Linked DNA regions of Homo sapiens: region 1 is linked to region 2. The links are chromatin loops, found by intact Hi-C in ENCODE. Cell type or tissue: GM12878. All regions are shown on one strand. Each heading gives the region's core, and the rest is flanking DNA. Links, peaks and the distances in the headings are about the cores only. Region 1 overlaps USP2-AS1 (USP2 antisense RNA 1). Region 2 overlaps TRIM29 (tripartite motif containing 29).

The links. Hi-C counts contacts between places; a loop is a spot of excess contacts. Peaks named below come from ENCODE experiments on the same cell type or tissue, not always from the same donor. Only the 100,000 strongest peaks of a DNase experiment are listed, where the experiment ranks them.
Region 1: a loop joins it to region 2, with 7 times the contacts of the local background. A loop is called at or near these places in 89 of 110 quality-filtered maps.

The regions. Positions count from the first base shown.
Region 1 is chr11:119,474,424-119,489,788 of GRCh38, reverse strand. All of the region lies in intron 3 of USP2-AS1 (USP2 antisense RNA 1), which reads right to left. Among named protein-coding and RNA genes, the nearest start is that of THY1, 59 kb to the right of the region's middle. RefSeq lists enhancers at 12,176-12,675, 12,676-13,177, 14,197-14,491. In GM12878, for the core only: CTCF peaks have their summits at 8,256 (motif pointing left) and 9,876 (motif pointing right); a DNase peak (open chromatin) is centred at 8,408; H3K27me3 peaks cover 120 bases.
Region 2 is chr11:120,102,782-120,118,146 of GRCh38, reverse strand. TRIM29 (tripartite motif containing 29) reads left to right here. Exons shown (of 9, transcript NM_012101.4): 8 at 2,733-2,809; 9 at 5,671-6,861. The coding sequence ends at 5,733. Among named protein-coding and RNA genes, the nearest start is that of TRIM29, 28 kb to the left of the region's middle. RefSeq lists an enhancer at 9,651-9,700. In GM12878, for the core only: a CTCF peak has its summit at 9,761 (motif pointing right); no DNase peak of the experiment used is centred there; H3K27me3 peaks cover 966 bases.

The sequences.
Region 1 (15,365 bases), core at 4,864-12,863, 630 kb after region 2:
AGTCCCAGGGAGGCCCCTAAAGTGCTGGTGGGTCTCAGTCTCCATTTCTGCCCTCTCATAGGGCCAATGCTGCTCCCCAAGCTGGGACCCTCAGAGCCACACCATGGCGGCTTGGAAGGTGGCAGGGCTGCAGAAGAGGCTGTGGAGGAACTTGGAGCGTGACTCCAAAGGACGACAAGCAGAGGAACCCTGGGCATGTCAAGCCTCCCCTGTGCCCCTTTACCACCCCGTACCAGGGCCCTGCTTCTCCTGCAGGCTCTGAATAAGCCTCCAAGTTGCCGCCAGATTGCCCAGCACCCAGATGACTTTCCAGCAAAGAAACTTAAGGATGCATAGTCCTTCAGGATGGATTTCTGCCTTTGCCCCATGAAATCTCCCGAGATACAGACCCCAGAGCATGGACCTCTCTTAGGTACTGGGCCACCCTCCTACCCCAGCCGGGCTTAGAATTCTTCCCAGTGTATCCCCCCCACCCTGGTCCATCAGGACCCCCAGATCCTCTTCCTCTCTCAAGTCAGTCTCTGCCACCTCACTCTTCAGCTGTCCTCTGTGCTGTGACAGTCCTTCTTACCACATCTCCCCTGGCTGGCCTGTCCTTGAGGCTTGGGCTGAAACCATCAGCAAGACCTTTGTCTCCTTTCCTACTGGCCTTCCCTGCTCCCCACCCGTAGGTCCCCACTCCATGCCTTATGGGTGGTCTGGCCCACACTCCAGCCAGAGCCACCAGGACATTTCCAAATTACATCCTTCAAGAATCAGGAAGAGATTTCAGAAGGAAATTGCTTTCTCCCCTGCTCAGTCCAAATGAGACTATTTTTTACTTGTCTTGCCCCTCCCCCACCTCTCTCTCTTGCAATTTCAGTAAAAAATGAGAACAGTAGAAAGCGGACCCCCTCGTTGGTCAGCCTTTCTCCCTCCTGAGGTCTGCAGAGGCCTGAAGGCATCAGCTGGGCTAGGGCAGCACCGGCTCCATTCCTGCGGACAGGCTGTACTCCAGGGCTCCATAAGCCCAGAGGCCAGGTCCGGGGAGCTGCAGGAGAGGGCAGACTTGGGGGACAGGGGGAGCCTGTGGCTAGAGAGAGTCAGGCAAACCTGTGAAGTAGGAGCCTCACTTTGTCTCCTGATGCCCCTCTCCCTCCAGGAATGTCCTCCATTGCCTCCAGGTCCCTACAGGTCTCAGGTCAGAGGCAAGACATCCAGGACATCTAATGCTCCATCTATGCCACCTGTGCCAGGCCTCTGAAGGTCACCCCTTCAAGAAAGCACCAGCCTGAGTCAGGGGGCCCGAGCTCCAGCCCTGCTCAGAATGCCACTGCTCTCTCTGCTTCAGTCGTCTCACCCAGAAGTGAGGCCACCTCCAGAGTTGGGGCCAGGATCAGATGGGATGATGCAGGTGCAGGCGCCTTGTAAAGAGTGCAGGCTGCTGTTTGCTGACCACTCATGCCGTGCCATGCCCTGTGCTGAGTGCTTAAGTGTGTAATCTCATTTTGTCTTCACAAGAATCTTCCAGGAGAGTCTATTGTCATTTCATCTAAAGAGAAGGGATCAAAGCTCAGGGAGGCCATGGAACTGCCTAAAGGCACACAGCGGCCGAGACCTCAAATCCCTGTTCTTAACCCTGTTCACACTGTGTTGTCAGGTGCTAGTCTGAGTTTTGTTAAAGGTACCTTTGAAGAACTATTGATATGGTTAGGCTTTGTGTCCCCACCCAAATCTCATCTTGAATTGTAATCCCCGTAATCCCCACATGTCAAGGAGAAAACAGGTGGAGGTAACTGAATAGTGGGATCAGTTTCCCCCATGCTGGTATCATGATAATGAGTTCTTATGAGATCTGATGGTTTTATAAGGGGCTCTTCCCCTTGGCTGAGCTTCTTCTTCCTGCCACCTTGTGAAGAAGGTGCTTGCTTCCCCTTCACCTTCCACCACGATTGTAAGTTTCCTGAGGCCTCCCCAGCCATGCGGAACTGTGAGGCAGTTAAGCCTCTTTCCTTTATAAATTACCCAGTCTTGGACAGTTCTTTATAGCAGTATGAAAATGGACTAATACAATTATCACCCCAAGAGATAAGTGCAGGAGGAATTTCAGGCTGTGCATGTGTGGAGGAGACACGGGGTTGAGGAGAGCTTCTAGAATTCCTCAAATGACAATAATAGTGGCCAACTTGTGCAGGCTGTGTGCTAACCTGCACACAGTTAGCCTGCACAGGTTAGCCACTATTATTGTCATTTGCTAGCCACTCTGATGCTGTGGCTGACTATGTGCAGGACTCTGCTAAATTCTTTCTCTTGTTAACTCATTTAATACTTACCATCCTCTAAGACAGGTACTGTTATCATCTCCAGTGTGCAGATGGAAAAGCTGAGGCACAGAGAGGTGGCTTAAGGCATTCAAAGGCATGTGACTAGTTAGCCTCTGCCCCTTACAGCCTCAGCCACGACACCGAGGGAGCTACTTCTCCTCCCACTGACTCCTCTTCCTGAACCAGAATGTACCTTGTGGGAGTTGTGGGACAAGGAATAAATGGGGGGCTAATTGTCAGAATAAGAACCCCAGACCCAGGACCCACAGTGAGGATGGGGATGTCTCTGCCCTGACTTTCAGGTCAAAATCACCTTCTCTGTCTATCACACCCCTCTCCCCCGACACCCAACATAACACCTATAGTCCATGCTGTTCAAGGCTGTGGTGCTGAAGGAGGGGGTGTGGACTGGGTACCCTGGGACACAGGGCTGCTTGGCTGTTAGTCTCCTGGTTCCTCCCACCCCACCCCGGAGCCTCCCAATCTCCCTCTTGAGTGTGTCCCATCTCTGGCTCTCTGTGCCAGTTGCCCTTGTTTCCCTTACCCCCATCCATCCCTTTTCCTGGCACCAAGCTTCAGATTGCAGGGTCACCTCAGCCACTGGACAGTCACAGGGAGCCAAGGACAAAAGGACCAGTGACATCACTTGGGAATGAGACCAGGAAGTTCAAGCCTGGCTGACGGGGCCAGGGAGGGGAGAGCTAACCAGGAGATGACAGGTTCACCAACCTGTCAACAAGAGTGTATCTAGACCCAGCAATGCTAGGCTGTGGCTGAGCAAGTCACATGGACTGTTAACCAAGGGGTCTATCGGGGCAGCAGCAGCAAGGGACCTCCCCTGTAATGCAAGACTTCTGTCACCTCAAGCTTCTTCTCCAGGATATGTTCCATCTGTACTGGGGAGGGGGGAATTCTCCAGACAGAGCCAGCGCCTACCCCCCTCCCCTAACACACACGGTTGCACTGGGCATGCATCCTAATAAGCAGTCATTTAGGCATATTTTGCTGCCCTAAAGATTTTGAAAATCATGTAAAAGTATGCATATAATATGATAAGATGTAACACATAAATGGATGATGTTCAATCAAAGCCAAGACTGGTGGGGCCTCATCTTCACGCCAAAGTGAGAGGGAAAGCAAGGTCCAGGAAGGGAGGAAAGGAGGAGGCAGTGGCCAAAGACCCAGAGACAGAGTGAAGGGACAGAGCTAGCGACCGAGAGGTTCCAGAGAGAAACAAGGCGCCTCAACCCGGCAGCTCCCCAGGCCTGCACTGGGCCACCAAGGGCTCCACATGCTCGTCATGAATTTCCCTTTTCTGTCAAAAACAACCAAGACACAGGGAGAAGAAGCATAGAATAATGAGGTGAGATCAGAGGGGATGTTTTTGTACTCAGAACATTTCAGAAAATTGGCTCTGAACATGGGGGCAGTGACCACAGAAAGGAAAGCAGTGACAAGGTCCTCAGAATCCAAGAGACAAACGCTCCCTGGGAGAAAGGAGTGGTGTTTACTTGCGTGTTCATTACCCTCTACCAGCAGCGAGGACAGTGCCCAGCACACAGTAGGTGCACAGTAACTATATCGAATCATTGATGAATGAACACCAGCTTTTCAACACAGCTAAGGTTTTATTAGCCCTTAAGCCTGAGGAAAAAAATACATCCCCCATGGGTAGTTCCAAACAGGCCACTGATGAATGGGATGGGCAATTCATCCATTCATTTATTCATTCACCCATTCATTTACCCTCCAATATGTGTTGAGCCCTTCCCAGTGCGCACTGCTCTAGGATGAATCAGTGGACAAAACATAAAAATTCCTGCCCTCAGGGAGCTTTTGTTGTGTTGGCAGAAGACAGTGCAATAACACAGACGAGCAATGGGCTGGGGTGTGAGAAGGTCATGCATGCCATGGAGGGAAATAAAAGGGACAGGGTCAGGCAGCAGACTTGCAGGAGGTGAGGGAGGGAGCCAGGCAGCCATGTGAGGAAAGAAAAATGCAGAGGCCCCTGGGGGAGCCTGCGGGTAGTGCAGGTGTGTGAGTGTGTGGGTGTGCGGGTGTGCAGGCATGTGCGGTAGGGATGGCTGGCACGCCTGAGCGAGGTGCAGGCAGTGGGGAGGGCTGCAGGGCAGCAGTCTGGGCTCCGGGCAGTTGAGAGCCTGGCTTTCCTGGGAGCAGAGGCAAGACGGAGCCTCTGTGCTAAGCAGGGACTGCAGGGGCCATGGAGGGACCCGAGGCAGGGCGGGTTTGGTTGGGCTCTGGATGTATTTGGAGGGTTGGCGGCAGGACTTCCTGGCTGATGGGGAATAGGGTGTGAGGAAAGGCGGGGAGTGCAGTGCTTCACGGTGCCCTCACGAAGCTTCCACACTAAGCGCAAAGGGGAGTTTGCTGCAGCTGCCTCCCCACACCCCTTACCCCTGTCCCCACTCCTGCCCAGCACAGCCCAGGCCAGAGCAGTTCCCCAGTTTTCATCTCAGCCCAGCTGGCACCCTCTGACCACAGACCCCCCGCGGAGATGTGAGCACTGCCAGCCTGGGAAGGGAGGCCCAACCTGTCCCCAGCGCCCAGGTGTCACTGCCTCATTAGCTCTGTGCTGGGCTCCTCCAGCACAGGACAGCAATGTGTGTCTGTGACCCCAGTGCCACCACACAACACACACACATGCTCACACATGCACACACACTCATACACACGCACTCTCACACACAGCCGCTCACACGCCCTCATACACTCGAAATGCTCACACACATACAATTTTGCATCCTCACATTCACACTCATACATTTATACGTGCTTTCATACTCACATACACACAGTCACACCCACACACAAGGGTGTGTATTTGCACCCCCATAACGCCCATATTGCCACGCACACTTACTCCTTGGGGCTCCCTGGGTGAGTAACCCCATTAATTCTCTTCCTTCCATGTTAAAAAGAGGAGGCTGGGCCTGCCTAGAATCACGTGGCTTATGACCGTTTATGGCTCATAGACCCTGCTGAGAACTTGGTGAAAGCCAAGGATCCTCACCCCCATTCTCTCTCACACTCACACTCACACACACTCACTCTTGCACACATGCACACACATCACATTTGGTTTTGTGTTTCCAGGGCTCATGACCCTCCAGAAGGCCCTCCACAGACCTGGGTTACGAACACTGGCCAAGACACTGTGGTGGAAAGGGGAAGGACTCTGTGCAGGACCTGTGCCTGGCACTTCGCAGCCCTCAGCTCTGATCCTGACAACCCAGCAACACCAAGGCAGGACTGGGCCAGCCAGCCCCAGCCTCCCCCAGACTAGGACCCCCCACACCCCTCAGATTCCTGGGACCCCCTCCTCCATGCCCAGCCACTCTGCCTTGCTTCCTCAGCTTGCTGACTCAGAAAGGCTTCTGGTGCATGGAAGGCAGTCGAGAGGCCTAAGAGGCCCTCCTGGCATCCAGGCTGAGCCAGGCGCGGCCAGTGTGCCCCAGGACCTAGCACCTTGTGGGTCCTAGAGCCGCAGGAGGCGGGAGGGAGGGAGCAGGAAGCTGGCATGCGAAGCAAGGATGAAATATTGATGCCTGAGTCCTGGTAAAGCAGAAAGCGCTGCTTGTCCATGAATAAAAAAGCGGGTCGGAGGAGCAGGCTGGGCAGCAGATTAATTAATCTAAGTGAGCGCTCGCTGTGCTTTGTGCCATGAGGGAGGGTGCCATGAGGGAGGGTGCGTGTCCCAGCCACAGACCCAGCAGTAGTCCTCTGTACCAGGCAGGCAGCTGGGCCACACCAGAAACATGGGCAGAGCTGAGCACCAAGTCCAGACAGGCGGGAGGGGCAGAGGCAGCAGACCCTCCAGGACCAGCCTGGGCCTCTCTGCCCAGTGCCCTGCCGGGCCACCCAAGATGACAGCTTCCCCGGCAGAAGGAGACCCAGAGACAGCTGCTTGGAGGGGCGAGCATTGGCAGGACAGGATCTCTGGTGATGAGAAGCATCCCGGGCTCCTGGGTCCTTCCCAGCTGTCTCAATCTCCCCCTCGGGGAAACTGACAGGACCAAGGTAAAAGAGGGGGGAAGGTGGGGAGAAGGGTGGAGGCAGCAGGTCTAAGATTTGGCACAGGAAGTTGGCTGCAGGCTGGGCACTGCACTGATGTTGGCAGGGATGGTAGCCACAGGTCTGTGAAGGCGAAGGGTTGGAGGGTGTTGGAGCCATTCCACCCTCCCCAAGACTCATCCCATGCTAACCCAAGATCCTGACAGCTTCCTGCCTGGGCATAACCTGGAAAATGCATTGGAGGAAAGTGGGCCACAGGTTGATTGGACATGGTGCTGGAGGTCTCACCAGGAAACTGTGCCCACGACCTCTGCATTTTTTCTCATCCCCTAGATGTAGCGGCTTTCACAGGCTCTTGGCAGTTTTGTTTCCCAGAAGTTACACTAGGACTTTGCGGGCAGGGTGGTGACGTCCGTCATCATGCTCCCCATCTTCAGAGTCCAGCAGAAGTGTCCTAACTGACCCCTGTTCCCAGGGGAGGACCTCCCATCCCAGTGGTACGAGCTCCCCCATCCCCACCCCAACCAATGCTCAGTGGGTCCAGGTGCCCTTGGCTCAGGGCACCTTCCCGCTCTGCGATGTCCATGCACAGCACCATCCCTGGAACCTTCTCTGGTCAAGGGCCAGGTCAGATTCCAGGGGGCCTCGGCTGGTGCCAGCCCCAGTCCCAGTCCCAGGCAGGCGGCAGACACCCTCCAGCCCACCCTTCCTTTCAAAAGCCTGAACCCTGGATCACAGTCAGGAGCAGCCTCTGGAAACCAGCCCAAGACCAGGCCATGGGGAGAGGACATCAGTGGGGGAAAGAGGCGCAGCGGGCCTCATTGCAGGCTGGTTACCTCCACAGCCACGGCCATGACCTCTGCCTGCCTCCTGGCCCCAAGCCTGGCAGTGACCTCCCTGGACCACACAGCCCACTGCTTCTCTGGCGGGGCTGGAAGCACTTCCTATCTGTCCTGCTCGCTGGGCATTTATCACCGGCAGCCTGCCCACACCTCTTGTGCTTTGTCTCATCTTTGTTATTTAACTTTGTTTCACGTAGGATTATTCCTGTCTCTCCCATTAGTTCTCAGCTTCTGGAATGCAGGGGCAAAGTCTTTTTCATCCCTATGGTTCCCCCAATCCCCTACACAGCACCAGGCCCTTGAGAGCCACGTTGCACAGGTGTCGGAGTGAATGCATGAACATGCGGGGCCTGGGGCAGCCCCTTGGGTCGGACCCCAACGCCCAGCCAGCCCTGGCACTGCCCACTGCCTCAATGGGAGCTGGCACTGGCCAAGGGCACCTGCTCCGCACCTGCCCAGAACCAAATGGGATTTTACAAGTATCTAACCTTCCCCACTACCATCAAGGCAGGCGTGTCTCTCCCATCGAACAGATGACAACACTGAGGCTCAGCACTTGCCCAAGGTCACCCAGCCGACAAGTAGCAGGGCCAGGAACGGCAGCATCCTCGCTGGCACCTCCAAAAGCCAGCTGTGAGGAGCCCTGAGCCGAGGGCCTCTCCTGGCTGCTGAGGAGGCTCAGAGCTGGATGCAGGCCAGGGCAGGACAGGTCCCATGGCTGAGAGCAAGAGCAGGCGGGCACGGAAACCTCACCCCTGTCCCAGGGCCCAGGAAAGACTCGGGCGTCCAACCAAATCCACTCGGCTTCCAGAGGCTGCCCCGGACAGACGTCACCGGGCCTGGGATCAGGGTGGTGTTGGTGACCCTCACCAGCCCAGAAATAAGCACAGGTTCCCCGGAGTCCTGCCAGAGATGAGAAAGGCAGCAGGTTGACCTGGGGGCGCACACGGCCGTACCTCCGCGCCCCCCACCCGCAGCGCGTTGCCTCCGAAGCGGGAAGTCCCAGGTGCATTCATTCCTGAGAAGAGGCCGGGCAGCCGGAGCCCGCCATTTCTGCAGTCACAGCGCCACCTCCTGGCCGACCGCGGCGTGGCCGTAGGGGCCGCTCCACCATCGGAGAACTTCCAGACCGCAGGCCTTGAATCAGGCATCCAGCAAATATTGACTCAGCACCTCCCTTGGGACAGGAGTGATGTTAGAGGTTGGGTATACAGTAGTGAAGAAACAGACTAAAAGCCCTGCCCTTGCAGAGATTACATCCTAATGGGGGAAAGAGGTAATGCATAAGTAAGGTCAACACGTAAAACAGACGGTGTATTAGAGGGATGAGCACCCAGGAGAAAAATAAAGCCGGAAGCGGTGAGTAGTGTCAGGGAGGCTGTGGTTTTACACAAAGTGGCCAGACACGGTCTCACCCAGGCAGTGACATTTGCGTAAAGCCTGGGAGGAGACGAGGAGAGAGTTGAGCAGACTTCTGAGCTAGGGCATCCCAGAGAGCAGGCACAGCAAGCGCGAAGGCCCGAGGCCTGCCTGGAGGGTCTGAAGAACAGAAAAAGGCCCTGAGGATTATGTGGAGGCTGGAGAGGGCAGGGGTGGGGGCAGACCCTGAAGGACCCTGTGGGCCATGGCGAGGGCTTTGCCTCCATGACATGGGGCTTCATGGCCGGGCTCTGAGCAGGGGGATGGCGTAACTAGCTTGTGTTTTAAGAGGATCTCTCTGGGCACTGTGTTGAGAACAGACCGTGGGGTCAAGGGTGGAAACAGACATCAGTTAGGAGTCCACTGCAACCTCCAAGCACCTTGGCCCTGGGGTAGCAAAGACAGTGGGGAGGTGAAAATGGCAGGATTCTCCCAGGTGTAAGAGAGAAAGGAGTCAAGGACGATGCCAAGGCCTTGGCCTTAGGTAGAGAAAGAAGCTGTCCCAGTACTGTCTTTTGCTGAGGCTCAATGGGAGAAGTCAGGAGTTCCGTTTGGGAATTGACGGTCAGAGTTGTCAGGTGAAATGTCACGGGGGCTGTTGATAAATGAGTGTGGAGCTCAGAGGAGAGGCCCTGCCTAGAGCTACAATCCGCAAGTCATCAGCACTTGGGTGACATTCAGAGTGAGACCGGATGAGATATCAGACACTCTGAAAGCAGAGCGAAGGGACCAAGGAGAGAGCCCCAGGGCCCTCTGACATTTCCAGATCAGGAAGATGTTGAGGAATTGGGGAGAATGAGAAGGAGGAGCCAGCGAAAGAGAGGACACCAGGAAGGGGGGCTCCCAGGAACCCAAGTCAGAAAAGAGGAGGAAGCGACCAACCACGTAAAAAGCCACTGATCCTTAAGTCAGGGCTGAGAAAGGTCCCCTGGGGTTAGCAATGTAGAGGTCACTGGTGACCTTGATTGTGGTCAGAGTGGGGACAAAAGTCTGACAAGAGTATGTTCAAAGGAGAATGAAAAGAGAGAAATCAGAGACAAGTTGAGACAATTCTTTTGTGGGATTTTGCTGTAAAAGAGAGAAGAGAGATGGGGAGCTAGCTGGAGGGGCCGTGAGTCAAGAGAGTTTTTTCAAGGCGGGAAAAAATACGAGCTTGCCTCCATGCTGACGGGTGATTGGGGTACAAAGGGAAAAACGTATTGAAGGAGAGGTCAGGGAGAAATATGAGAGTGCTGTCCTCAAGCAGATGAGAAGATCTGACTGTGCTTCCAGAGGAGATGCACTTCACAGCCGCCAGAGGGCTAGAATGGAACACCAGGCAATCACAAGAATGGGGAGAAACTGGAACCCCCAGGCCCTGCTGGTGGGAATGTAAAATGATACAGCCACTTTGGATAACAGTTTGGCAGTTCTTCTAAAAGTTAAACCTGCAGTTACCATATGACCCAGCAATTCTACTCCTAAGTATGTACCTAAGAGAACCAGAAACATACAACCACACAAAAACATGCACACAAATATTCATAACAACATTGTCTGTAAGAGCCAAAAAGTAGAAACGACACCAATGTCTATCAACTGACCAATGGAATATTATTCAGCCATAAAAAAGAACAAAGTTCTGATACAGGCTACAACATGGATGAGCCGTGAGTACAAAATGCCAAGTGAAAGAAGCCAGTAGCGAAAGACCACATGGTGTGTGACTCCATTTATATGAAATGTCTAGAACAGGTGAGTCTGGAGAGACTAGATTTCTTCAGAGACAGCATAGATCGGTGGTCTCCAGGGACCAGGGAGGGGGAATGAGGACTGACTGCTAATAGGAACGGGGTTTCCCGTGGGGATGAAAATGTTCTGGAATTAGGTGGCGGTAAATGTTACACAACTCTGTGAACACGCTAAAAAGCACTAAATTGTACACTTTAAAGGGGTTAATTTCATGGAGTATGAGTTATATCTCAATAATAGTATTTTTTTGAAGATCTGGTCATACAGAGTGGAGGGGTTGCCTCAGCCCAGGAAGGAAGCAGAAGACCCAGGCAGATGCAAGCAGGTGTGTGGTGTGGGGGTGGGGACCATGGACATTCTCTCCCAGTGGCTTCTATTTTCTCAGTGAGACAGGAAGTGACATCATCAGCTGAGAGTAGAAATGGAGGCTCCAGGGAAGAGCACAGGGACAGAACAGATATGTCACCGCAAGAGGAAATGAATGGGCTATGGAGATTCAGGAGGATTCCCAGGCAGCATCAGGCCCACGGGAAGGAAGCAAAGGTGCTGGGAGGCAGGGGGCAGTGGTCCCATGTCAAGTGGGCCCAACAGCCTGAGAGTGTGGAGACCTGGGTCACCAGCATTGTGCTCCCCACATAACACGGTTCGCCCACTCTCTGGACATACAGGGGTTCCCATGGGAGTTTGATACAAACCCTAAAAATATGCCTACCTACTACCCATCACCTTTTAAAATGCACATTCCCTGTCACTCTGCAATTCCTCTTGGGGAATTCAGTCTCAGAAACACTTGCATGCAGACACAGCTGCATATGCAGGGATGCTCACAGCAGAATTGTTAGCAATCTCAAAAGATGGGAAACCACCTAAGTGTCCATTACTGGGTAAGTGGTTTTTAAAAATTATAATACATCCACACGATAGAATACTCTGAAGCAGTAAAAGCCATGAAGTGGTCCAGACGTACTAACATGAAAGGATTTCCATGGCATATCATGGGTGGAAAATCAGGTTGCAGAATAATGTGTGTAATATTATATAATTTTCTTTCCTTTCTTTTTATACAAAATGGTATGTATGCATGTGTGTGTTTAGATTATTAAAATATACATAAGGCCTGGAAAGGATGCACTCTAAATTATTAATGGTGTTTAATCTCAAGAACTAGGTTTTGCAGGAAGGGTTGAGGGGGTTGATGAGGCAGAAGGGATTTCAGAGGGAGGCTTTCATTTTGTGCTTTTTATGTTTTTTGAACTATGCTTTTTGAACATGTAACATGGAGCATATATGCTTTGGAAATTTAAACAGGAAAGAAGGCTGAGCTCAGTGGCACATGCCTGTAATCCCAGCACTTTGGGAGGCTGAGGCAGGAGGATCGCTTGAACCCAAGAGTTTGAGGCTGCTGTGAGCTGTGATCACACCACTGCATTCCAACCTGGGCAACAGAAGGAGACCCTTTCTAAAAAATAAAATAAAATAAAATAAAATAAAATAAAAAGGAAAGAGCTCATTGTGCCCTCTTGCGCTTCTTTCCCTCTCTGGACTAGAGGACCCTGGAAGGCCAGCATCCTCCCTAGCCCAGACAATGCTGTGCATTGGTCCCTGGAGATCATGGCGGGTCCTGACACCTGGGCTTTCCCTTTGCCCACCTCTCTTCACCCCCAGACAAGGGATGAGGTTCAGAAAAGCAGGAACACTTGCAGCACCCAAACCTCCACTTTTTCTCCTCCCCTCACACCACCACTGCTCCCCTCCAGCTACCTCCCTGGGGAAGAAGGTGTCTGATCAATCCAGTAGAACCAAAGCGGAGAGAGGTAGCTCCGTAATGCTAATAGCATGGGTTTATATAATGCTTGCTGTGTACCAGGCACCATTCTGAACACTTCTCATGAATGAACTCACAACAGTTCTATGGGTTCCACACTATTACTTTACTATCCTGCATTGTAGATTTCAAAAACACAAACAAACAAATAGGAGTCACAAAAGGCCAAGTAATTTGCCCGTGATGCTACTACCATCTATCTGTAAGTGGAACCTGCACAGTGAGGCTGCAGAATCGGCACACTGACCTCTGCAAGCCGTGCCCCTGCGAAGCCACAGTCCCGCCCTCTTCATTCCTTCCTCTGCTCTTCTGTGGCTCTGGGTCACCTGACGTCTGCTAGGGTCAGGTACTCTCCAGGGCAAGACTGTGGCATCCTCAACACAGACCCCCCGCGCTGACACACGCCTGGCAGCCAGTGAGTGCTCAGCAAGTGTCTGTTGAATTAACTGTGGCGTGCACCACCCTCTCTCCCGCCCAGGGATGAGCAGATCCTTTCCCCTTCAGAGCAGTCCAAACAAGGCAGCAAGTTTGCTCAGGAGCCTTCCGGAGTACTGAGTGGAGAGCAGCCCATGGGGATAGAACAGAGGCTGCCACTGAGCTCCTGCTCCTGCTGGATCAGACTCCTGCTCTGGGTCAGACCACTACCGCCCTGGCTGTCCAGGTCCAGCTGCTGGTAACGGTTTGTGTTGGGAAGGGTTCCTCCCAGGTTGGCCTCAACTCCTGTCTGCCCTTGACTGAGCTGGACTCAAGCCTTGCAGCTGCCCCATCCCTCTCCCAGAACCTGGCCCCACTCCTTGGGGTTCAAGCTGCAGAAGGGTGAGCCCAGACAGCCCATCCCTGAGGCCTGGATCTGGCTACCCTTCCTCCAGCTCATCCACTCCCAGCCACCTTGGCTACTTCCACCCTAGACACAGCTAGGTGCTCACCCTGAAACAGGAAGTCCCCACAGCTGACCCTTCAGTCCTTCGCTTTACCTGCAGAAACCCCCAAGCTCTTGTAGCTCTAAGTCCCCTGAGAGCTACTCACAAGTTCAAGTTTTCAGGCTGAGGGTCATCAAAGCCCCTCTGTTCATTTGCAGAACCTGGAGCAGAGCAACATCTCCACAGACCAGCTCACCTGGCCAGTTCAGAGGCAACTCTGCCCACTTCCTTGGTCCCCCTGTGACTTCCATGGCATAGAAATTTGGGAATTCAAGCTTCCATCTATCCATCCATCCATCCATATATCCATCCATCCATTCATCTACTCAGCCACATGTCCAGCCACCCACCCAACCATCCATCCACTCATCCATCCATCTATCCATTCATTTATCCAACCATCCACCCATCCACCCATCCATCCATCCGTATATCCACCCACTCATCCACCCACTCATCCACCTATATATCCATCCATCTATATATCCATCCATTATCCATCATTCATCCATCTATTCATCTACCTACCCATCTTTCCACCCACCCACTATCCATCATTCATCCATCTATTCGTCTACCTACCCATCTTTCCACCCACCCACCCACCATCCATCTATTCATCTATATATCCATCCATCCATCATCCATCTACTTATCTACCCACCCATCTATCCACCCATATACCCATCCCTCTCTCCCTCCCTCCCTTCACCCATCCATCCATATATCCATCTAGCCAACCAGCCAACAAATGTATATAACGTGACATGCTGGACCCTAGGGATCCTGAGATGGACACATTATGATCCTATCCTCCCTCTGAGGGTAGGAAAGTAAAAGAAGAAAGGGATGTTTTCCAAAGATTATTCTAAGAAGGTGCTGACTAATGGAACTTTCCGTGATGCGGCTAATGTTCTCTTCTGTGCTACTCAATATGGTCAACAGCCATTAGCCATGTGTGGACATTCAGCATCTGAAATGTGGCTAGTGTGACTGAGGAACTGAGTCTTTCATTTCATGTAATTTTAATTAATTGAAATGCAAACCATCACATGGCACCAGTGGCTTCAGGACGCCACAGACCTAAGAACTGTGGTAGCACAGAAGGGAGGGGAGGCTTCAGGGAGGAGACAACATTAGGCGGGGCCAGGCTCAGACTCAGCCAGCTTGCTCATTCTTCTTCCCTGACACCTGCTGGAGCATGTCCAGCCCCGGCCAGACCCTTAAGCATATTTTGGAAAGTCTGTTGTCACAGTGCTGAGCTCAGCTGGAGGCTCTTCTGACCTTGCACACCCTCTCTGAGGTCACTGCTGGGTGAGGCCTGAGCCCTTCTCACTCCAGGAGTTCCTGACTCATCCTGGAAAAAGCAGAAAAGCCTCTGTATTTCTCAAGAACCAGCTTCAATGTTAAGAAGAGGGCAGACATGACCCCAGGCATGACCCCAGCTCGGGGACACAGGGACAGGGTATAGGGGGCAGGGAGAAGTCCAAAACAAGTGAGAAGCAGAATAGAGAGCCAGGGCCCAGCAGAGGGTGAGGTGAAAACTGATGGAATGAGACATGGAGGAACGGACAGCCCAAGCCAGCAGGGCAGACAGAGTAAGAGAGATATGCCACAGAGCGACGGCTAACATGAGCCAGAACGGAAGGGACATGCTGAGGTAAAAACAGCTGGAGGCAGGCTGACAGGTGGCTACAGACAAGACTAAGACAGGCTGACCAAAAGGCAGTCTGTGACCCCAGGAGAGGTGGGGTGGGGGTCCCAGAGGGCAGCTCTGAGATCTCTGGCACATCCATTGACTGCACTTGCAGATCAGACCACTAGGAGGTAGCATTGCTCCAACCACTGCCACTAGCCCGGCATCCAGCTTCCAAAAGATGGTTACAGCCAGACTCCCTGTCATGGGCAGCGGACATGGCTTCACTGAGAGATGTAAGAGGCTGGGATAGGGGGACCCAGGGCATCTATGCCCTAGCCTGGAGAGTCCCTCTCTCATCACCCAGGATCTCCTCAAACCTGCCCCTTCCCTCCACATTCCCAGTCCCTGGCCTTGTCCCTTTCCTGACAGCTGCCTGGGCTCCCAGAGCACTGAAGGACGGAGGCTCAGGATGCCCATCAATTCCCTGTCTTTGCCTGAAAAAGGCAAGTGAGGATTCTAGGTCTGAGAATTGCCCTTAGCTCCTGCCATGGGGCCTGGTCCATGACGAGGGTCTCATGGGTTCTTGGGTGCAAGGCGTGCTTCACATAGATCCAGGGGTCTTGGCTGACCCCATGCTCAGCAGCAGCCAAGTGC
Region 2 (15,365 bases), core at 4,971-12,970:
CTGAGCTGCTAGTTCCTCCCTCACCTCGTGGAGGAGAGAGGCCTGGCCTGAGAGCCCGGGAGCTACCGCCATGGTCTTTGCTGAAAATGAGGGCAGGGGTGGGGGCTGGGCCACATCAGCGTTTCCCAGGGCTTGTTTCACCGCTCTCTAGTCTCTAACTACACGCTGCAACAACAGCTCTCAGTGGTCAGGACCGGGGGACATGCCATACCCCCTGCACTCGACCTCTCTGATCCTCAGGATGCTGCTTCTCCTACTGCAGAGTTTATTTAACTCCCAGCGTTGGCTGGCTCTAGGGTCCTGTGGCCATGGGGCACCTGCCAGCATCCTGCAGATCCAATCCTGCAGGCGCCCCTTTGGGAAAGGCAGGACCAGACGACCCTAAGTCCCCCCAAGGCTGATCCTCTTTTCCTGCACTCTGTCCCCCGCCTGCCTGTGGTGCTCCCAGCACTCTGACAAGGCAGAGTGATTGACGCCTCCTGTCCCCTGGGGTTGGGGGCATCCTGAGGGGGCAGGCTTGAACCAGACTCTGGCTATGGGCCCCAGACCCTCATGTATCTCCTGAAAGATCCCAGGGACAGCTCTAATGGCTGTGGTGGGAGTAACCCTGTCTCTCTTCTGGCACCCCAAACATCTGGCCTGGAAGTCAAGATCAGCACATTGGGTGGGCTCAGGAGAGGGAAAGGGGCTATGCAGGGCAGAGAGACCCCTGAACAGTGGTCTCTGAGGCCTCATCACTCAGTTGTCCCTTCCGGCCCAGGGTCCTATACTATACCCAGGACAGGGATTCTTGGAGCTGCCGGCAAGAGGGAGGAGACAGGACTATGGGTGGAGGGTCCCAGCCTGCAGGAGCCCCGGGCATGTCTTAGCTCTGATCCGGGCCTGGGGAGCTCCAGGACTTGCCTTGGCCTGTTTGGCTTCTAGCAGGCGCCTTTCTGCTCTCTGCTCAAGCCTGGCCCACAGAGCACCTGGCAGGGGAGGTGGCCGCTCTCAGGTGTGATTCAGAGCAGCCCCCAGAATGAGGTGTGGGTCCTTTTGGCCCCTCTGGGACCAGCGCTGTGCCACTAATGCCTCTCTCTCTCCCAGCAGGCACTGGGAAAACCCCTTATCAGTTCACCACCTTGGGACAGGCCACTGCAGAGTTTTCCAAACCACTGGGTCGCAGTGGGCTGTCTAAAAATAATCCCGGTATCTGCCCATTTTCCATCCCTCCCCTTTTCTCTCCCACAGCGGGGCAGGTGGGACATGGGGGGCTCTCTGCCACTTCTAGGGTGTGCCGGTCCCTTCTCCCCAGAGCTCCCTGGAGAGGGATGCATGCCCCACCTGCCACCCCAGCATACTCTCTATCTGGACTTCTGCCTGCTGCACAAGGCGGGTGTCTTGGGCCACCCTGACCCCACCCCTGTTTCCATTCTCCCCTCTCTCATGGCTGGCATGGGATTTTCTTTCTGGGAACTGAGAGATGAGGCCTGAATTACCCCTCTTAATCTCCACTCAGGATCCCTGGAACCCCCCTTTCCAAGGCTGCTCCCACCCTCAGATGCAGGAAGAGACCCAGGTTCTTTGCTCTGTCTCCTCCCCCTCCTCCTTGCTCAGTGCCAACCTGGGAAGGGCCAACCCAACTGGCAGCCTGGCGGTGCTCATCATGAGCCTGACCTGCTCATCCTCGCTTAGAGCAGGGCAGGAGAGGGGCTTTCCCGAGACAGACCGCATGCAGCCTCTCACTGGACAGAGATCTGGCCCAGGACAGACCCTGCTTATTTCTTGAGGGCCTCAGCATCCAGGTCATGGCCTGTGTCTTCCCAGGCGTCCCTGCAGGCTGATGGCTGACACTGAGAGTGCCTTCACTGTGCTGTGAACCAGAGCTCCTTTCAGGTCTGTCTGGGCTGAGGCGCAGGGAGTCAAGGCGGCCCCGTCTTAGACTAGCATCTTTGCAACCAAGCTCAGAGAGCGCACCTGCTCCAGGCCTCTTGGGCTTGCCATCCTAACCCTGGGTGGCGGCCACAATGACAGATTCCTGCACCTCTCTAGGCCCTAGTCTCTGGCTAGTGAAACAGGGGAGGGGCCACAAAGCCAGGGAGAAAAAAACATGAATTTGGGTTTTGGATTTCCGGCACTCTGTCCCCCGCCTGCCTGCGGTGCTCCCCAGCACCTGGTTTGCTGCTTATGAGCTGTGCAACTCAGGCAGACTGCTGAGCTCATAGATACGGGGCCAGGCTCAGTGAGGAGACATCTACAAAGTCCCTTCCACAGTGCTTGGCACAAGTGGGGCTCCGTGAATGGGAAGCATCGTCCAAACAGCACAGGGGAGTCCAAGTGAGCGCCTCCTGCCGGGAAACTCTGGCAGGCCATGCTTATGCGTGGCGCTCCTGGGCTCTGGGAAGGGGAGGGCCCGTGGTGTAAACCTCCGGGGTGGGTGAGTGGAAATCCCTGCAGAGCAGTGTGATGCTGCGCTGGATGTGGGGGCAACACTCCCCTGCTGCCTGGTCCAGCCCACCTGGCCGGCTCCTCCTCCTTCTGTCTGCTTTGCTGCCTCCTCCCTTTGGCCAGCCTCCCCAGGATTTTCGGTTGCGGCACCCTGGCTGCTGCACGCGTGTTCAGACGGCTGCATTTGGTAATGGGCTGGATGATGCTTGGTGGTCACTTTGGAGAAGGCAGCTGTGCTGCTCTGGGCCCGGGCACCCCTGACCACCAGCGCTGCTCCCTTTGACCTGAATCTCTTGTCTTCCCAGGCTATCCCTCCCTCATGCGGAGCCAAAGCCCCAAGGCCCAGCCCCAGACTTGGAAATCTGGCAAGCAGACTATGCTGGTAAGGGAAGTGCTGCCGGGAGGGCCTGGGCACATCCAGAGACCTGGGCACTGAAGGGGGCTCCCTGGAGGCAATCGGTTCCAGGGCCTGTGGGAGGACTTCTCTGGGCCATGGGGTGGAGGAGAAGGAGGCAGCAGTGGCCTGAATACCTGTACACAGCAGAGGGTAGTAGAGACCCAGGGCTAATGGGCAGGGGACTAGCTAAGCATACACTCTCTGGACCTCAGTTTTCTGATCTATAAAATGGGCAGCCTTGATTTTTTTATTTGGCAAATGCTTGTTGGATGCCTATGCTAGTGGAATGGCAGCTTGGGTTCTGCCAGCTCTGGGATTGTAAAACAGCCCAGTGGGAGGACAGGCCTCCTCCTAGAGATGGGTCCCACCTCCCTGGGGGCAGTTCTCCAGTTCTGACAGCATAGAGGCCATTGGGGTGATAATGTGGGGGTGGGAGAGACTGGAAAGTCGGGAATAGATATATTTAGGGTCAATATCTAATGACCCGAGGCCAGGCATATCAGAAGAGCAGCATGACAGGGAAGCATGGCTTTGGGGTCCAGGCCACCTGCTGACGGTGGGGTCCTGGATGAATTAGATACCCTCTCTGAGACTCTTCCTTGCTTTTTATTATGTGGGGACTGAGATGATCCCCAGTGCCCGTTAGATCTGACATATCTGACCCTGACTGAGACCTCAGTGATCGGGGACTGTAGTTCACATGCAGAGCCCCCATGTGCCTGAATGCCTTGCTCCTGAAGGTCCATTCTAGGCCCTGCTACAGGAGTCGGCCACTGCCGTGGCATGTGGATGGCATCAGGAGCTCTGCTGGAACCAGGGCCGGAGCCCTTGTTTCTTGCTGTCCTTGCAATTGGAGGTCAGAGCAGGAGAGGTGATTTGCCCTGGACCACAAAGAATGGCTGGGGTTGGTTTAATTGGAGAGGATCTTTAATTGCTGGGGATGGGAGCTAAGTGATCGTGTATGTAATTTGGAGCTGGACTCAGGGGCATTGCAACAGCAGGACTGCAGAAAGCAGATATGGGGAGAAAAAAGAAGGTTTCTGTTCTAGACTCAGTCCTTCCCCTCCCTACTACATACTTTTCCACCCTCTCAGAGCCTGGGGCCCTGAAGAGAAGGCTCATCAGCACTTTGAGGCCCCTGGCAGAGCAAGGTTTTGGTGTCCAGCAGGCACCCAGCACTGGGAGAGTGGAGACAGGCGCTGGGCTGCAGAGAAGCTGAGCTGGGAATCAATTTCCCTGGGGGCTGGCCCCAGCTGTCTCATTGACTTGCTGTGTGACTTTGCATGAGGAAAAATGATTCCTTTGTGCCTCAGTTTTCCCATCCATAATTAGGATGATTTTGCAGCTCTTCCACCTGCTGTATGTGCTGTGACCTCAAGCCAGGGAGGGGATGGGAGGGTGAAGGTAGCATTTTGCCCTGATGCCCACCTACCACTCCAGGCTTTTAACCAGACAATGCCATTCATTGACCTGCAACCCATATTATTGACCCAATCTTCCTCAAAGAAAGGCTTCAGCCATTTCCAAATCTGTTCACTTTGCCCTATGAATTGCTTGGGGTCCAGGCTGGCCCCTGGGGGTCAGGAGACCTGGTCCAGGCTCTGCTTTGCCAGTAAGTAGCTGTTCTTACCCCTCCCTGGGTCTCAGTTTCTTCCTTTGTTTAATAGGTGGTTTAAGCAAGGTCTGAGCATCCCTCAAGTCCTGCTGTGGACCACACAAAGGCAAGGAGCTGACCAGGAGGTGTCAGTTCCCTGAGAGACAGGGCCAAAGGCAGTGTACCCTTGAGGTGTGTGTGTGAGGGGCAAATGATGTCTCCTGTATTGGGATCTGCAGGGCATGGGAGTGGGCTCAGTCTCTGACCCAGCTCAGGGACAAATCCTCTTCCTGAGACCCCCGGGGGCTGATGGTGCTTGCGTGGGTGAGCAGCAGCTAAGCTGTGCTCTTCCACTCCATCCTGGAGGGCTGCCTCCTCAGGGCCCTGATGAAGTTATCTGGGCAGGGTGGGGCATGCTGATTTCATGAAATTACTGGGAGATACAATACATGGAGAAGGCTGGGAGAGCTGTCACTGGGCTCTCTCTCCAGAGATGCTCCCTGTACCAATGGCTGGGGGAAGAGGAACAGGACGAGAGAGGCAAAGGGCTGTGGGGAGCCTGGGACCGTGTTGGACTGGGGCAGTTCTTTACCCTCTCTGCACCCTTTCTGTAAGGGAAATTTATGCAGAGAGAGGCAAAGAAAATCCTGGAAGCCCTCACCATAAGAGAAGTGATGCCGAGAACTGGCAGCTGGGGGTGTGGGTTTTGGAGGCAGCCTGCTGGGGCTTGGATTCTGGCTCCTTGCTTACCAGCTGAGTGACCTTGGGCAAGTTGCCTAGCCTCTCTGTGCCTTGGTTTGCTCAACTATAAATTGAATATGATAATAGTAATCTATTTAATTGGGTGGTTGTAAAAATTAAATGAGTGCATCCACATACAGCCCTCGACACAGTGCTGTGAAGTTCTGTGGAGTAGAAAGTGCTATATAAATAGTAGCTGTGGTGGCGCTGGAGGAACCTCCTTGAGCTGTGGAGAGAAATTTCGACCAGTGTAATGCGGGGGCTGAGGTTCAAGCTCACCCACTAACTATGGGAATGGACTCCAATTAGGATTCCAATCTGGAGATCCTGACATTAGGGACCAGCCCCTGATCACAGGGTAGGTAAATCTTGCAGATCAGGCCAAAAAGGCCCCTAGAATTGTCGGGTCTTGGATCACTGCTGCCTCCTGAGGCAGGTTAGGGTAGGGTGGGTCTAGCTAGCAGGCTCATCTGTCGTCTGGCCTCGCTGACCACTCTTGTTTCCCCCACAGTCTCACTACCGGCCATTCTACGTCAACAAAGGCAACGGGATTGGGTCCAACGAAGCCCCATGAGCTCCTGGCGGAAGGAACGAGGCGCCACACCCCTGCTCTTCCTCCTGACCCTGCTGCTCTTGCCTTCTAAGCTACTGTGCTTGTCTGGGTGGGAGGGAGCCTGGTCCTGCACCTGCCCTCTGCAGCCCTCTGCCAGCCTCTTGGGGGCAGTTCCGGCCTCTCCGACTTCCCCACTGGCCACACTCCATTCAGACTCCTTTCCTGCCTTGTGACCTCAGATGGTCACCATCATTCCTGTGCTCAGAGGCCAACCCATCACAGGGGTGAGATAGGTTGGGGCCTGCCCTAACCCGCCAGCCTCCTCCTCTCGGGCTGGATCTGGGGGCTAGCAGTGAGTACCCGCATGGTATCAGCCTGCCTCTCCCGCCCACGCCCTGCTGTCTCCAGGCCTATAGACGTTTCTCTCCAAGGCCCTATCCCCCAATGTTGTCAGCAGATGCCTGGACAGCACAGCCACCCATCTCCCATTCACATGGCCCACCTCCTGCTTCCCAGAGGACTGGCCCTACGTGCTCTCTCTCGTCCTACCTATCAATGCCCAGCATGGCAGAACCTGCAGCCCTTGGCCACTGCAGATGGAAACCTCTCAGTGTCTTGACATCACCCTACCCAGGCGGTGGGTCTCCACCACAGCCACTTTGAGTCTGTGGTCCCTGGAGGGTGGCTTCTCCTGACTGGCAGGATGACCTTAGCCAAGATATTCCTCTGTTCCCTCTGCTGAGATAAAGAATTCCCTTAACATGATATAATCCACCCATGCAAATAGCTACTGGCCCAGCTACCATTTACCATTTGCCTACAGAATTTCATTCAGTCTACACTTTGGCATTCTCTCTGGCGATGGAGTGTGGCTGGGCTGACCGCAAAAGGTGCCTTACACACTGCCCCCACCCTCAGCCGTTGCCCCATCAGAGGCTGCCTCCTCCTTCTGATTACCCCCCATGTTGCATATCAGGGTGCTCAAGGATTGGAGAGGAGACAAAACCAGGAGCAGCACAGTGGGGACATCTCCCGTCTCAACAGCCCCAGGCCTATGGGGGCTCTGGAAGGATGGGCCAGCTTGCAGGGGTTGGGGAGGGAGACATCCAGCTTGGGCTTTCCCCTTTGGAATAAACCATTGGTCTGTCACTTCTCTTGTATTGAATGACCATTTCCCTGAGGGTCCCCAGAGGAACAGGCTGCAGTTCTTCTGAATGCACTTTTTCCCTCTGATGAAGGCACGGTCATCTTCCTGCTCTCCTCTCAGAAACGTGGCTCCTTTGAAACTCCCTTGACCTCCCTCACCCTGTCTGGGACACAGGGGGTGCAGTGCAGGAACCTGGGCCTCAGGGAGGCACGCCTTGGCTAACAATGAACACAGGGAGAATGACAGTGGGGTGTGGGCCTGGGGATATGCTCAATACCTTCTGCCATGCTCAGACCTTCTGGCCGGCCCACCCTAGAGTTCCCAGGGGGAGAAGGGCCCAGAAGTGGCTGGGAGCCAAGCACTCTGGTGCTCAGACGCAGGCTGGAGTGGAAGTCCACTGGAGGCTTCAGACCTGAGGGCCTTCTCAGTGCACAGAGGGCCTTCTGGGAAGGAGAGCTCCCCTTTGAGGCTGGCAGGAGGGTCAGGCTCCTGAAGACAGCATCATCCTGGGCTTGGGGGACGGAGGAAAGGGAAAAGGCCTTCCAGTCCCTGGAAACTCAGAGAAGCCTGGAAGGAGAGTCAGGGAAGTCTTCCTGGAAGAGGTGAGCAAGCCAGGAGGAGGCATGATGGTAGAGAGGGAAGAGGGTGTCAAACAACCACATTCTTTTTCCTGGTGTGGCAGGGACACCCGGGCCCCTCTGTTCTCACTGTTCTTCCTCACTCTGCTCCCCACCAGGGGCCTGATGACATCAGGGGAGCAGTCCCTCTGTCCTAGTAAAAGTCCCTAAGCAAGCTGGCTGCTGGTCCATCGTGGAGGGACAACACTCTTCCTTCCTCCTCTCCACGCTGCTGGGCCAGGGAGCTTTAGGAGCCAAGCAGCCAGGCTTGCCACGAAGGGGCTCTTGGGATTGAGAAAGTGAGGGAGAAATGGCAGAGAAGAGAGAGAAGGGGGAGACAGGAGGGTAAGGGTGAGAAAGGAAAGGAAGGAGAAGGGGCCAAGTGTGTCCATGGAGGACCTTCCAGCACTGTCAAGAAGAGAGACCACAAGTTGGACCCACATGCTTTGGCCACCTGGGTGGTGTTCTCCCTTGGGAGCTGGGACTGCAGAGTGTCCCTGGGGTTAGTTGCTGCTCCCTACAGCCCCCTGCCCTGGGTGCTGGTTCCCTACGTGGTGCCCCAGCAGGTCCACCTCTGTGGGCACCGTGCCCTGCAGCCTCCTGGCCCTTCTTGAGGACCCTGGGGTTGTGATGGTGATAAGGACCCATTCCTGGGCTCCAGAGATGCCCGGACTCTCAGAAAGACCCTGGCCACGAGAGGCTCCCAGTTCTCCAGGCCCTGCCCTAAGCCTACCAGCTCCAGAGAAGGGGAACTGGATGGGACACCAGGTCTGGCTAAATTCCCCTGTGGGGGCAGCCAGGCCCTTGCCTGTCCCATGCCTGGGCTGCACCAGGGGCTGCACCTGCTGCACAGAGGCTGGCTGGTGGGATGTTGGGAAGACCGCTGTGTCAGGAGGCCCAGGGCTGTGCTGGGAACTGGGCGGGGACGTCGCTGAGCATCACACTCTCCCCATCAATCCCCACCAGGTCCATTATCGTCTGAGCTGTGATTATAAAGCAATCAGGGAAATCCTTTCTTCCCAGTTCTTGAGAATGCCTCTGTCCCCAGCATGAGTGAGAATAGGAGGTTTAATCCTCCTATTAGGGAGGAAGGAGGGGGGCAAGGCTCTATATCCACTTCTGTTCCTCTCAGACCCAGACAGTCCTGGCCCATGCTCCCTTGTCTCCTGCCCTCTCCCAGCTCTGGGCGTTGGGTGATTCTCAGAGGTGTGGGTAGCCCCCTGGCAGACCAGCGAGGAGGGAGGCAGCAGAGGGGCTCAGCAGGGAGCTCTGGCAGGGTAGTTGGGAGCCCTGAGTCTCATCCAGGCTCTGTTGCTTGGCTGTGTGATCTGGGCTAATTGCTTGCCCTTTCTGGGTCTGACCTTCTCCATCTACAAAATGAGGTGTATTCATTGGATCATTTCTGGGGTTCTTTCCCAGCTCCAACAGCCTGTGAGGTGGAGACCACAGCAAAAGGAGGGTTGGAAGGGACAGGAACATTGAGCTTGGTGTCAGGTTGGGAATCCACCATCAGACCTGGGCTGATAGGCAGGCAGGTTGGACTCCCAAATCTCCAAGGCTCCCTGTACCCAGCCCCGTGCCTCTCCTTTCCTTTAGACCCTGTCAGGGGCATGGGTCCCCATCTGAGAAGCCTTCTCTGTCCAGGACGGGGGAAGGCTGGAGACGCAGGAGCTTCTGAGCTCTGCTCTGGGCCTCAGGACCTGCTGGAATGTGGACTCCGTGATAGCAGGGGTTATTCCATCATGTTGTCCTAGAACAGTGCCTGGCACGTGGGCGGGCCTTGGAGGCTAAGAAGCAGTTAACTGGGAAGAGGAAGTGGGAGAGGAAGGTGAAAAAATCAAAAGGGGAGCTGGAAGGCATCCAATAATGGGTGCCTGGTACATTTCATTGTGTGGAGAGCTGAGGCATAGGCTTCTGAGGGCACTGTGTGGAGCTGGAGCCACACTGTCAGGGCCAGAATCCTGGCTGCACTGCCCATCAGCTGTAAGACCAGGGCCAAGCTGCCCACTCTGTCTGAGCTTCAGTGGGGATAACATCTTAAAGGACTGCTGTGAGCAACAAAAAACTGCAAAGAACCTGGTTTAGCAAGGGCCCAACAGTTGAGAGATTATACTATTATTATTGTGGAATTAACAACAAAGACAATGACGACATTTCAACCTGGGATGAAGCTTGATTTCCCCTCTTTTTGGCCTTCTGCACTTGGTGGAGAGTCACAGGGTGGAAGCTGCTGGGCCCAGCCCTAGGACCCGCACCAGGGCTCCTGCAGTTCTGAGGCACGGCCAGCAGGTGACAGCATTTCACTGCAGTGAGTGGGCGCCAAACTCCTGCCCCAGCCCGGGCCGTCAGGACTGGGTCCCAGGGCCCTTCTACAAGGTGAGCCTCTCTCTCTCTCCTCCTTCCCCCACTTCTGTATTAGCTGAGTAGGCCCTTCTGTCCTAGCCTGTAGAATATATGACCCCAGGACAGCAGTCCCCTGGTCTGAGCAGCAGATAGGGGCTTACTGCTCACCCCACCAGACCTTGCCTAACCTGGCATGGAATTCTGCAGAAGGGGCAGGCTTCCCTTATGTGGGTGCCACCTTTGGGTTCCCTCTGCAGGTAGCTGGCCTGAGGAGGGGGCTGGGTGGGCACAGAAGGCTCAGTTTTGCAGCCCCCAAAGAGGGCTTGCATGAGTCGGACAGGGCTCTACCCAAGGCAGCTCTTGGTGAAGAGTGAGACAGAAAGCCAGAGTCCTCAAAGTCCAAGGGGGAGGGGACACTGAGGGGCTGCGAACTGCCAAGCTGCTTGACTCTTGTCCCCCTTCCGTGTCCCGGCTACGACATGGGGACCTTTGTCCCTGCCTCCTGATGGACCATGGAGAGAGGTCAGAAGGGTAACAGGTGGGACCCCAGGAATGCCTGTCCAGAGGGGCGGGGGCTGGATGGCTGAGGCAGGGCCATCTCATATCCCACCTCCCTTTCCCACCAAACCCTCAAATCACCTCCCAAGAGTGACCCAGACAGTTTTATCTTTCTGAGTATTGACTATTAAGGTTGAAAATGATCTGTTGTTCAGCCACAGAAACAAGGAAGATAAACACTAATTGCTTGGTGAATGTGCCAACTCCTGGCTCCTAATTCATCACCTTGCCAAGGCAGAGGCTAAGAAGAGGCAAAGGAGTGGGGAGGGGGTGAGGAAACTTGGGAACCAACAGACTCTCTTGCAAGATGTGGCAGTGGATGGGTGACCTCAACCCAGCGGATGAGGATGGTGCCTGGGATCCCTGAAGCTCCCCAGGAAGGACAGGGAGCCAGGTGAGGGAGGGAGGAGAGGTCTTTGGCCGGGCTTATCGTTATCAATACATTCATCCCAAGTGGACATATAACGTGTTTCCTCGTTGGCCTTGAGGTTGGCTCTGGTTAGCAAATTCTGCATTTTTCTGAGGTTGGTCCCATTATCATGTTAAGATCCTGAACTGGCTGAATTGAGGGGCTGCAAACCCTGTTACGGATTGGTAACTTGCAGGATTCAGATCTGGCTGTGGAAGGTGGAGCCCTGAGAGCTTGTCTGAGAAGGAGGCGGCATATTCTTTGAGGGTGAGGTGTGGGTCTTTGATGGTTCAGGTGTGGACCTGCCTGGAGTGGGGACTGCACTAGGTGACCTGAGCCCAAGACTGGGGGCATTGTACAGGCCTAGGGGGGAGAGAGGTGCACAGATACCTGATGAGGAGCAGGAATGGAGGCGTGGCTCGGGGGAGGCCTGCATTCATTCAGATTTTTGTGTTGGACCAAGATCTAAGCACAAGATATAGGAGACACAAGCTGCCTCTCTGCATGAATTCACAAGACTGGGCCTGTGAGCTGATCCAGAAGGTGATCAGAGCGTGCAGGGCCCAAAACGGTGATGAGGAGGCATGTCCCCTGAGGAGGGGACAGCTGTGCTGAGAGTGAGTTGAGAAGATCTGGGGGGACCTGAGTGAGTTCTGCATGTGTGAGAAAGGCAGGGCAGGATCATGCCGGGCTACATAGGGGCTGAGCTTTACCGTAAACACAGTGACCACCTCCATGGGAGGGTGAGTAATCAGATCAGTGCTCTAAGAAGAGGACTCAGGAATGAACCGAGGTGAAGCAAGAGTGGAGGCCCAGGTGCGCTATACTGGTGGCTTGAGACATCATTGATGGGACCGACTGTGGCAGGTGGAGACGCTGGTGGCATTGCAGGTGCAGGAGCAAGCAAAGACACAAGCAGGATGTGCAGAGGATGCAGGGTTTAGGAAACAGTTGAGAGCTAAGGGCCAGTGAGTGGAGGAGGGGAGTTGGAGAGTAGGTCCCTGTTGCAGGAGCACTAATGCCAGAGAGGGAGACTGCAGCACAGCTGCCATGGGCTGAGGGGGGCGGAACTGCCATGAGGTGGGTGTGGAAGCAGGGAACACTCTTGGGGGATGATACAGTCCCAGAGATCATCCTCTGTCTGTGCCTCTCTGAGAGAGGCAATGTGCCACTCTGTACCTGACCTGACTTGGCTGGGTCAATAGAAGAAGCTACTTACGCTTCCTTACCCTCAGTTTTCTCATCTGCCAAATAGGGCTAATCATAGTGACCGTATGGGTTTGTAAGAGGATCAAATGAAAGGAGGCAAGTAAGTGTTTCACAGTGCCTGGTGCATCATCACTTGATAAATAGGTGCCTGATGCATGGTGGAGAGCAGGACACAGGGTCCTTTCCCTGCCTCAGGCACTTCTTCCCTGACTGCTGCTTTTGTTGCTGGTGGTGATGGCAGAATCTAATCCCTGGCATTTCAGGGAGGGCCTGCTTAGCTCCTCGAGGCCACCTGGCTCTGGTGTCTGGGTCCCTCCTTCCCTGGTGGCCATGCAGTCATGGGTCCTCTGGGCTGCATCTGGCAGGAAAGCCAGACTGCAGGAGGAGTGGAGGCTAATTCTTCTCCTCCCAGTGGCAGACCAGCCGCTACATGCATGGGTGGCCGGGGTAATTAATTTACACATTTTATCCTGCTTAAACTAATAAGCTTCTCTAGCTTCCTCCACTGAGCCCGAGCCTTCGAGCTGAGCCTGCCAGAAACGTTATCCTGCCCCCCAGGAAGTCTGATGGGGCTTACAGTTGTCCTGTGGGCTCGGGCCAAGGCTCCCAGGCCCTGTGTCCACACTTCCGAGGCTGCTTATTTTGGCCGCTCCTAGCCTGCTGGTCCAGGTATGCCACAGAGGCATCTTAAGATGCCAGTCAACACTGCACACCCTGATGGAAAAGCAGGACTTGGGAGCCCATCCTTCCAGCCCCCTGCCCCACAGCCTCCCGCTCCTGAAGTAGCAGGGTCTGGCTCCAGGACGCCTGGGAACACAAAGTCCTCCTCCATGTAGTGAAAAAGAAGTCTTTAAGACAGGTTGTGGAGTGAAGATAGTGACGTGGGAATAATGTGTGACGTAGCCGCTATTTTCTTGAGAAAGGAAGAAACGCACATCCACATTTGCTTGCATGAGGATAAAGCCTCCTGGATGGGTGTACAAGGAACTGGCTACTCCTAGGGAGGAGCTGGAGAGCTGCAAGGTAGGGCGGGAGGGAGACTTTCCCCGTGGACCCCTTTGTACCTCTTGAGTCTTGAAGGCTGTGAATGTATCACATGTTCAAAATGCATCAACTGTTGGAAAATAAATACAAACACGATGGAAACCCCATCTGTGCAGCACATGTTTAGTGGGTGCCCCTCTGTGCCTGGGAGCAAGGGTGTGAGAGAGCAGGCCATGCTCACACCTTTCAAAAGAGTGAGGGGAGAGGAAGAGAGGTATGTCCGTGATTATAATCATCATTGGTGAGTTCAATGCCAGAGGAAGCCTGGAGTCCTCTGGGCTCACAGAGGAATCCAAGTGGGTAGTTAGAAAGGGCTTCCTGGAGGAAGAGATTCTTGAGCTGTTTCGAAGGTAGCATAAGAGTTGACTGGGTGGAGAAGGGAGGGAAGGTTTGGATGAGATTGAAGTGTGGGTTTCTATTCTGACTGCCAAAACCTGTGGTGCCTTTGGGTGTTAGTCTTCCCATTCATAACATAGGAAACCTTGGTTCAGGGAGCCAGGCAGGAAAGTAGTTCCAGCCCCTAGAATTTCAGCCCTCAGCTATCCCTCTGAAGCCGCTGTGGGCACCCTAGTTCTGTGCAGGCTGCTGCTTCCCAGAGAGGTGCTCTTGCTAGCTGAGGACAGCGGGCCAGCCCCTTCCGGCTGCTTCCCCTACTTATGGATTCGTCTTGTATGCTCCGATTCCAAATCCTGCAGGATTTAATATCCACTCTGTAATCTACTGGCACCAATAGGCATTATCTAACTAAACCTTAAATTGAAAATGCTAGGCTTCTATTTTCCCCGCGCCGTCGGGAGAAGTTGGGACTCTCTTCGTCCAATGTAATTTACTCTTGCACTAATTAAAGTGCGTCACTCTGCTGTCCTCGAAGGCACGCAGCCTGCCCCCGACAAGGAATGCAGCTGGGGCAGACGAGGCAAAGCAGGGGCTGGGTGGGCTGGCCAATCTAGGGCTGCAAGATGGTTCCTGCATCCATCCCAAGTGCCTCTTGCTTTAAGGCCATTTCATTTCCTGAGAGATTGAGAGTTCACTTGCTGTAATATTCATTCATTCATTCACTCACTCATTCACTCCCTACCTCCCTCCTGCATTTATTAAGCACTCAAGGCAGGCACAGAAATAAAAGCTGCTAAACATACGGTCAGGCTCTTCTCTCCAGCCCCTTCCCCAGTGTTGTGAGGGTTTCACAGGATGCAGGTTCCCAGGCCACATCAGCTCGCAGAGCAACCCAGGGATGGGGAGCAAGAACAGCTAATGTTACAGATGCTTCCTTTCACCCAACATTATTTAAATAACTCTGTTTTTTTAAAAATGAAACTTCTTATTTTGAGATCACTGTAGATTCACATGCAGTTGTAAGAAATAATAGAGATCCAGTGTGCCCTTTGCCCAGTTTCCCCCAATATTAACATCTTGCAAAACTATAGTACAAGATCATGACCAGGAAATAGACGCTGACACAGTCAAGATGCAGACTGTTCCGTCACCACAAGGATCTCTCCTGTTGTCTCTTCATAGGCACTTTCCCCCTTTCTCTTCTTTTCTGACCCCTGGCAACCATGAATCTCTGTTTCTATAATTTTGTCATTTTAAGAATGTCACAGAATCATTTAACCTTTTGGGATAGGCTTGAATAACTCATTTAATGCTTTTTTTTTTTTTTTTTTTTTTTTGAAGGAGTCTTACTCTCTTGCCAGGCTGGATTGCAATGGCGCGATCTCGGCTCACTGCAACCTCCACCTCCCAGGTTCAAGCGATTCTCCTGCCTCAGCCTCCCAAGTAGCTGGGACTACAGGCGCACACCACCATGCCTGGCTAATTTTTGTAGTTTTAGTAGAGACAGCGTTTCACCAAGTTGGCCAGGAGGTCTTGATCTCTTGACCTCGTGATCCGCCCACCTCGGCCTCCCAAAGTGCTGGGATTACAGGCATGAGCCACTGTGCCTGGCCTCATTTAATTCTTATAACAACCTGATGAGCAAGGTCAGCGTCAGTGTCTTCATTTTACAGACATACTAGTTGAGGCCAGGGCAGTGAAGTAACTTGCAGAGACAGGATTTAAGCTCAGGTCGTCCTGACAGTAAACCGGGCTCTCAAGTCTCTTCAATGTAACACTGATTGCAGGCACTGCTTGAACTGATGGCCCTCAGTCCTCCATGTGTCAGATTGAATTTCCTCTGCCTCCAAAACACAGCTGGGGGTCTTGGCTCTGGAATGCTAAGGTCTCAATCCTGGAGGCTGGAGAGGGCAATCCTAGCCTGTCCTGTCCAGCCTGAATTCTCAAGTGCAGGCCATCATACCGGGGCCCAGAGATGATGCTTCCTGGA